Linked DNA regions of Homo sapiens: region 2 is linked to region 1. A link is a contact called in ENCODE Hi-C or POLR2A ChIA-PET data. All regions are on one chromosome and are shown on one strand. Each heading gives the region's core, a stretch centred on a gene start or an enhancer-like site at or near the end of the contact. The rest is flanking DNA. Distances are from core to core; before and after follow the strand shown. Region 1 has its middle 77 kb from the start of ACAN. Region 2 overlaps ISG20 (interferon stimulated exonuclease gene 20).

Evidence for each region. Hi-C counts contacts between places; a loop is a spot of excess contacts on that map. ChIA-PET counts read pairs that join two places held with the same protein, here RNA polymerase II (POLR2A). Pooled maps may share reads with other maps.
Region 2: a loop to region 1 is called in a map of sciatic nerve, with 14 times the contacts of the local background. The contact joins two enhancer-like sites. A Hi-C loop is called at or near these places in 1 of 168 maps with a recorded cell type or tissue (sciatic nerve) and 1 of 50 pooled maps. POLR2A ChIA-PET finds 5 or more read pairs at or near these places in 2 of 52 experiments (activated B cell and activated CD4-positive, alpha-beta T cell).

What each region holds. Positions count from the first base shown.
Region 1 is chr15:88,724,053-88,727,958 of GRCh38, reverse strand. No RefSeq gene overlaps it. Among named protein-coding and RNA genes, the nearest start is that of ACAN, 77 kb to the left of the region's middle. Within about 2 kb of position 2,023, at least 2 of the 41 ENCODE cell types and tissues checked have a DNase peak (open chromatin) inside an H3K27ac peak, as active enhancers do.
Region 2 is chr15:88,646,678-88,650,583 of GRCh38, reverse strand. The region is part of intron 2 of ISG20 (interferon stimulated exonuclease gene 20); the gene reads right to left. Among named protein-coding and RNA genes, the nearest start is that of ISG20, 9.6 kb to the right of the region's middle. RefSeq lists an enhancer at 1,829-2,590. Within about 2 kb of position 1,728, at least 23 of the 41 ENCODE cell types and tissues checked have a DNase peak (open chromatin) inside an H3K27ac peak, as active enhancers do.

The sequences.
Region 1 (3,906 bases), core at 774-3,273:
CCTGTCTTCATGTCCCTGACACTGAGCATAGTAACTTTACGTCTAGTCCTTGCCTATAGGTGACATCCGTGTAAAAATGAGATAAGGCACCTGAATGAAGAAAGTAATCTCAGATACTGCACAGAGCCCATAGGTGAGAGCATTTGCAACCTTTCTCAGGCACCAAAGTGATTGGTACACCTGAGCATGGTGGGTGAAGAGAAGATAGGGCCTGGCTATAGAGTGGCTCTACAGGCTGGACAGCTCCCAGCTCTGAGTCCTGCTTCCTCATCCTTATCACAACTGGGCTCACCTGGGCTTGAGGCCAGCGCCACAGGAAGCTCTAGTGGTGCCCAGCTGGGCTGGACGAGTAGTCATTCCAGCCCAGCCCTTGGTCTGCCCTGTCTGCAAGCCTTGGTGGGAAAGCACGCTGCTCTACAGGACTCCAACCTCAAATGGTCGGGCACCTGTCCCAAACAGCCCCAGCTTCCCTTAATCATCACTCTGACTCTCCCACCCCCAAAATAATCAAAACGCTCCTTGAGCCTATTTTTGTTTGCCTCCCTACCATCTCTAGGATGGATTAATTCCAGATGTTTGCAGCTTCCTGAGTAAAGCATTGCTTCCTATTATTTCTCCAAAGGCATCCTTTTTTTTTTTTTTTTTTTTTTTTTGAGACGGAGTCTCGCTCTGTCGCCCAGGCTGGAGTACAGTGGTGCGATCTTGCAAGCTCCGCCTCCTGGGTTCACGCCATTCTCCTGCCTCAGCCTTCTAAGTAGCTGGGACTACAGACGCCCACCACTATGCCCAGCTAATTTTTTGTATTTTTAGTAGAGATGGGGTTTCACCGTGTTAGCCAGGATGGTCTCGATCTCCTGACCTTGTGATCCGCCCACCTCGGCCTCCCAAAGTGCTGGAATTACAGGCGTGAGCCACCATGCCTGGCCCCAAAGCATCCTTTTCTAAACTTCTTGGGGGTACTTTGTTTCCACCACAAGGTTCAACTGCTGAACGTTCTCCATACTCTTCATGCCATCACACTTGGCGCACCTTCTCTCTTCTTTCCCTCTAGAAAATGAATAAGACAAACATTTAAATCTATGGTCAGTGTAAATCCCTCTATGCTTTGCTAGGTGTAATTGCTCTTTCCCAAACCTCCCTTTGTGTAGCAATGTCTTTCTCATGGTGAATGGGACATAAGTCATGACAACATGAAAACCATGCCATCAGTTATGCCTTCAGAGTAGGATTCAAAGAAGAGTATGGCATGAAAGTCTCCTTTAGATCTGTCATCTGCCTTCTGCTCTGGCCTCTCTCTTGGTACCCTGCTTCCCTCCCCCATGCCCCCTGCCATCTGCTAAGCCCTCAACTAAGTTTTCAAGGCACTGTTCTCTGTACCTTTGGACATGGGGCTTCCACCACCTGGAATGTCCTTCCTTTTCATCTGGTTCTAGACCCAGCTGAGGTCCCTAGAAACCTTCCCTGAGGCTCCCAATGCCCCCGTATCCCCTCATTCAGAGCATTTCACCCACTTGCCTGTCACTGTCCGTTTAGGATTCCCCATCAGGCTACATCATTTCCCCGCTGCCCTCACCCTCCTCTGTGATCTTCACAGTGGAGGGACTGTGGCATCATTGCTGACTTGAAATAGCTTGTATTATTGGTTTGGGATGTCTTGTGTAAAAAGTTCCTGGAATCATGTTTTTTACCTATAAACCATGTCAAGAAGGGCCATTAAAGAAAAGGCATAAGGGTGGGAGAATTCAGTGCTTCTACGAGAGGAACTTCTGTTTCAGAATACACACAGAAGAAAAATGTTGGGAATTTGGACGACCAGGTGGTGGTGGAGGTACACTGGGGTGGCCCTGCCCAGCAATGCTTACAGCAGGGCCAGGCTTAACTCCCTGGCTGAGCTGGAGGCTACCAGCTACCTCTCAGCTGGGGCCCCTTGGTTCCTGTGCTTGCTTGGACCCACTTCCCAATTTTGAAAAGATACCTTTTCTTTTACGATGACTTGTAGTTTCATCAGCTGAGCCACACAGGTTCATTTTTTAGCAGCCACTTCTTTGGAGCCATAGCTCACATCTTTCCTGGACTTTCAATATGGGATTTTAAAATAGTCTTGTGGCTTCCTGTGAACTGTTTACTTGTAAAACAGGAACACATTATATTAATTTCTATTTTTTCCGAACAGTATTTTTCTATAGTTCCTCTTACTAAAAATGACAGATTTTTTTTTTTTTTTTTTGGTTCTTCCCCTATCACCAGGAGGTAAAGTTTAGTGAAGTTGTGGTGTGTTGAGGTGGGAGGTTTGTCCAAATATCTCCTGTGGAAGACCCAGGTCACTACACAGGACCAAGTTTCATGTGTGTCCCTTCCCTGTGGGTTCTAAACCACAGTGCCTGCACTGGGCCTTGCTTGTTTATCTTCTTGTCAAACAGCCCTTCCATTCTGTGTTTGAATGTGGTTCTTGCTGCTTTCATATTGGGCATGCAGTGTCATGCACGACCAATGTGGGTAGACATGGAGCTGCCTGTCCAGAACCCCATCAGCACAGTCCTTCCCTGGCAGTATTTGTGGGAGGAGAAGAGCTGCAGCATGGTTGAGCAGTGGGCAGCTAAAGATCCAGTTCTCTGGAAGCAGAATTGGCTCCACTGTGGTTTGGGACCAGCGAGCTACAGCCAGTGTGCAAGGGTCTCACTGAATAGTAGGTGCCCACTTGGGACCCTAAATAGGGAGATGTTCCCCTCAGAGACCTTGCTCTCCCTGGCTTCTCTGGTAGATCCCTTGTCCTTTCCAACAGGGCACATCCACTCTGTTTACACATGCAAGAGGTAATTGCAGAGCACCGTTAGTAGACCATTGCTCTCACACTCAAATGTAACTTGAGAAGACTTACTTAGGTAGCTTGGACCAGGACCTCCCACCTTCACCTCCAGGTTAATCAGATAAGCAGTGCCCTTCCAGGGACCACCTGCTTTTGTTTCACTTTTATCTGTCTCCATCCTGAACTGAGGCGGGTAGCCCTCTGCGTGGCCCTTTCGGTGCCCTTCTCCTTTCAAATCTATGGCTGAACTCTTCTTAGAAGATTACAGGCTGGGTGCAGTGGCTCACATCTGCAATCACAGCACTTTGGGAGGCCAAGGTGGGTGGATCACTTGAGGTCAGGAGTTCGAGACCAGCCTGCCCAACGTGGTGAAACCCTGTCTCTACTAAAAATACAAAAATTAGCTGGGCATGGTGATGGGTGCCTGTGGTCCCAGCTACTTTGGAGGCTGAGGCAGGAGAGTCCTTGAACCCAGGAGGCGGTGGTTGCAGTGAGCCAAGATTGCACCACTGGACTCCAGCCTGGGTGACAGAGTGAGACTCTGTCTCAAAAAAAAAAAGAAAAAAGAAGAAGATTACGTTATTATTTTATCTGGACTAAAGTATGCTGAGTATTATGAATAAAGCTTCTATAGACATATTTGTGCATGTCTCTTTGGTGAATATTTGGACTCCTTTCTGTTGGCTCTGTACCCAGAGGTGGAATTTCTGGGTCATACAGTGCTGTTTACCTTTAGTAGACCCGACCAAACATTTTTCCAAAGTGCTTGAACCAATTTACCCTCCCACCAACCATAGATGAGAGTTCCAGTTGCTCCGAGCCCTTGTCAGTCTTTGATTTCACTTTTTCTGGTGGGTTTGTAGTAATGTCTCATTATGGCTTCAGTTTGCACTGATGAATGATATATATATATTTTTTTCTGAGACGGAGTCTCACTCTGTCCCCCAGGCTGGAGTGCAGTGGCGCAATCTGCTCACTGCAAGCTCTGCCTCCTGGGTTCATGTCATTCTCCTGCCTCAGCCTTACAAGTAGTTGGGACTACAGGCGCCTGCCACCATGCCCGACTAATTTTTGTACTTTTAGTAGAGACAGGGTTTCAC
Region 2 (3,906 bases), core at 479-2,978, 77 kb after region 1:
AAACTGCAGGTGGCCGAGCGAAATAAGTATTGACATTGTTTGAACCGGTAAGTTTTGGTGTGATTTGCCAAGCACCATTTGATAACTGGGACAGTCACACGGCTAGTTAGTGGCAAAGCCAGGCCTTGAAGCCAGTGGGATGAATCCAGAGCCCGCCTGCCACTGCCACACTGAGCCAGAAGAGTGAACGACCACTCCAGGCCTCCAGCAGCCCAGGCGCCCAGCTGTGACTGCCCCAGCCCCGCGTTCCTCGCCTCGCCTCCCACATGGACAGCCTGCCCTGCTCTGGTCACACAGGCCAGTCAGCTTGCTTTCACTCAGCTGCCGTTGGAGAGGATGGGAAGGGGACCTGAAAATAGAACAGATGTGAGCTCTATTAGGGAAAGGGGCGGCTCGTGGCTAGTCCAGGCCCACTTTGGACAGCTCTAGGACAGCCTTCGTCTCCTTCTCTGCATGTAGCCCACGACCTTAGCCTGTACACCAGGAAAGAGCCTTCTGGTGCCTAACACCTTCCCCGTAGCCTGCTTCTCCTTCTAGATAGCCAGCGGCCTCCTGGAACATCATGTGTTCCCTTTTACATGTTCTCCCCTGGCAACCACAGGAGACTGAGGCTCAGAGAGGAGATGTGACTTGCCCAGGGTCACTATGCGGGAAGCAGTCTGTCCATCCACTGTCAACAGGCAGTGTCACCAGCCTGCCCCGCGGTCCACATGGTCTGGTTGGAGGCCTTCTCTGGACAGAGCTCACGCTCGACTTAGAGGACTGGGGAGAGTGTGCTGGAGAATGAAGGGGCGCTGCTCCTGAACCACACCAGCGCTTCTCAAACTTGAGTGTGCTAGAGGTCACCTGGGAAATGGCGACAAAACTGAGGCTTTAAAAGATGACAACAGGCACACGACCTCAGAGTAGCAGCTCAAGGGAAACTCTGTGCAGAGGAAACCACCCAGCACGCAGCGGCGGGCAGAAATGGCACGGGGCGTGGAGAGATGTGGGTGTGTGGGCGGCCATGGGTCATGTGTCTTTTCTTGCTAACATCCTTTGTGCTCCTGAACAATGTGGCCTGTTTTCCCCATCTAGGGGCTTGGCTCAGGCCCAGTTCACACAAAGCCCTGAAGGAACTCATCCACCATCCCAGAGGCAGCCACAGCTGGGCACAGACGTAGAAGGTACGAGTCATCATGGTGTGGATTCCCAGGAAACCCATCACTTCCCGAGCCTGAGAGTCTGGAGAGGGGAAGTGGGGGTCTACATGAGGCACTATGTGACTCACCACGAGACAAATAGAATAAGAGGGAGAGGACAAGCCGAGGAAAGAAGAGGAAGAAGGGAAAGAACAGAACCATCTATTTAGCAAAGAGACACCACTCTTTGGGACAAAGATTCTGGGAAGGAAGAGATGCTGGAACTTGCTGTGTGACCTCAGGGATGTCAAAGACCCTCTCTGGGCTTCAGTTTTCCCATTTGTAAGGTGAGGGCCCAGACTGGTGAGGCTTGAGTGGCCCTTTAGCAGCCAGGGCTCCACAGACTGAGGCAGGTCTGAAAAGGGAAGGAGTCGGGCACCTGCTGGAGCCCAGGAGTCGGAGAAAGGCACTGGCAGGCTGGCCTCGGGGCTGTGTGACCTGCTGGCCACAGGACCTGCCCTGAGTCAGTGTCATGAGGCAAGTGTGCCAGACTTTGCCACTTTCAAACACAGGGGGAGGAGTCTCTCAAATTCCTGGAAAGAACTGGGGTGGGGCTGGGGGATGGGACATTTATTGATCTCTTAGCAGCCTGGCACTGTGCCAGGCACTTTCCTTACCTCCTCAGGAAGCTCCTCAATGAGGTTATTCTTAATTCCATTTTACAGAGGAGGGAGCCCGAGATCAGAGAGATTAAGGGGCTTGCCCAAGTCACACAGCTAGTCAGCTGAAAGCTGCAGTGCCGTGTCTGGATCCACCTGACCCCATCATTGTTACTGTAGTTGTTATTATTAGCACAAGGACCAAGGGACAGGGCACTACCAGGCACACAATGATAACGGTGCAAGGCGGTGACTTCCATACCATCTGACCCGCCAGCAAAGCGGGGCGCAGGGCGGTGTGCACCCAGGTCACAAGCAGGGGAGTGCCAGACCAGGTGCGGCTGTCTGCCTGCACACACCTTCCACTGTGTTTCCACTCTACTCCAAGTATTTCCCAGATGTGCCTGATCCAAAAATCCAGGAGGGCCAGGCCCTACACAGACCTACTGAATTGAAATATCCAGGGAGGGGTGTCAGCAACTGTTTCAGGGGATTCTTCCCATCTAACAAGTCTGCACATCTCTGCACTGAATCCCGCTGAGCAGTCCAGAGCCTGCTGCCTCTACCATGCATTCATTCATCCATTATACACTAGTTCACGTACCCATTCATTCATTCTTGGCTGCCAGGAGAGGAGGCTATGAGTAAGGGGCCCTGAAGAATCTTGTTCTTACAGAGGACAGGTCCCTTACTATCACCTTCTGGAGTGGCTCCAGCCCCATTCTTTGCTCTTGTCCCCTGCCAAGCTCCCCTGGTGTCCCCGCCCCCCGGCTAGTGCCTGGTTCCCACAAGGCCACTTACCCTGGGGCAAATCTGGATATTGAAGCCTTCCTCCTTCATCTGGCTGAGACCCAGAGGGACCTGCCAGGTGGCAGGGCCCCAACAGGACACTCCCACCTGTGCAAGGGCTACCAGGCTGGCTACAGCTGAAACCTCTCCCTGTTCACAAGCTACCATGACTTCCCTTCTGTCTGCATCTGTGCCCGCGACCACGGTGCTTCTCAGGGTGGATGCCCCTCCTTATGCTGGGTTGACGTTAAAAGAGAATTCACTCACAAAACTGATTTACAAGTTACTAAAAATTACTGTTAGATTTTTTAAAAAGGAAGAAGAAAAACATTAACTCGCCAGGTGGGACCCATGAATCTGAGCAGTGATTTGTATCATAGCTTCCTGTATGTCCTTAGGCAAATCACTGCCCCTCTCTGGACGCCAGTCTCCAGTGCATGGATTCCCTCCTGTGCTGACAGTCTGATTTGTGGCGCTCTCTTATAGACCAGGGTTTCTTAGCCTTAGCACTGTTGCCATGTGGGGCCAGATACTTCTTTGTTATGTGTGCGTGGCAGGGGAGGGAGCTGCCCTGGGCATTGTGAGATGTTTGGGAGCTCTCTGGTCTCTACCCACTAGATACCGGCCACTGTGACAACCAGAAATGTCTCCCAACATTGCTAAATATCCCCTCTATATAATGGTCAGACACAGAGATGTCAGAAGATCATAAGCACTTACATTATAAAAGTAATGTCGCCACATTACAATAAATAAAAAGGGGTGGAGTGGGGGGGGGGTCCCACTCACATCAGTGGCCTAAAGCACTCCTGGGTGGACTTGGGACTCCCCGGAGCCTCCTGGCCACCATGGGCTACTTGATTGCTGGCTGCTGGCTGGGCACACTCACTACTCCTTACTGGGAGGAGACGGAGAGGTGAGGGGCCTTTGAAAAATGCCTGCATAGCCAGGCGCAGTGGCTCATGCCTATAATCCCAACACTATGGGAGGCCAAGGCAGGAGGATTGCTTGAGGCCAGGAGTTCAAGACCAGCACGGCCAACATGATGAAACCCCATCTCTACTAAAAATACAAAAATGAGCTGGGCATGGTGGCACATGCCTGTAATCCCAGCTACTCAGGAGGCTGAGACACGAGAACTGCTTAAGCCTGGGAGGCGGAGGTTGCAGTGAGCCAAGACTGCGCCACTGCACTCCAGCCTGGGTGACAGAGCAAGACTCTGTCTCAAAAAAGAAAGAAAATAATGCCTGCATGAAACCAAAGGCTGGCCAACCCTAGACTCACCTGAGAGGTGTCACCTGGCCTTGTGGGATCTCATAAAAGGGCTGTTAGGCTTC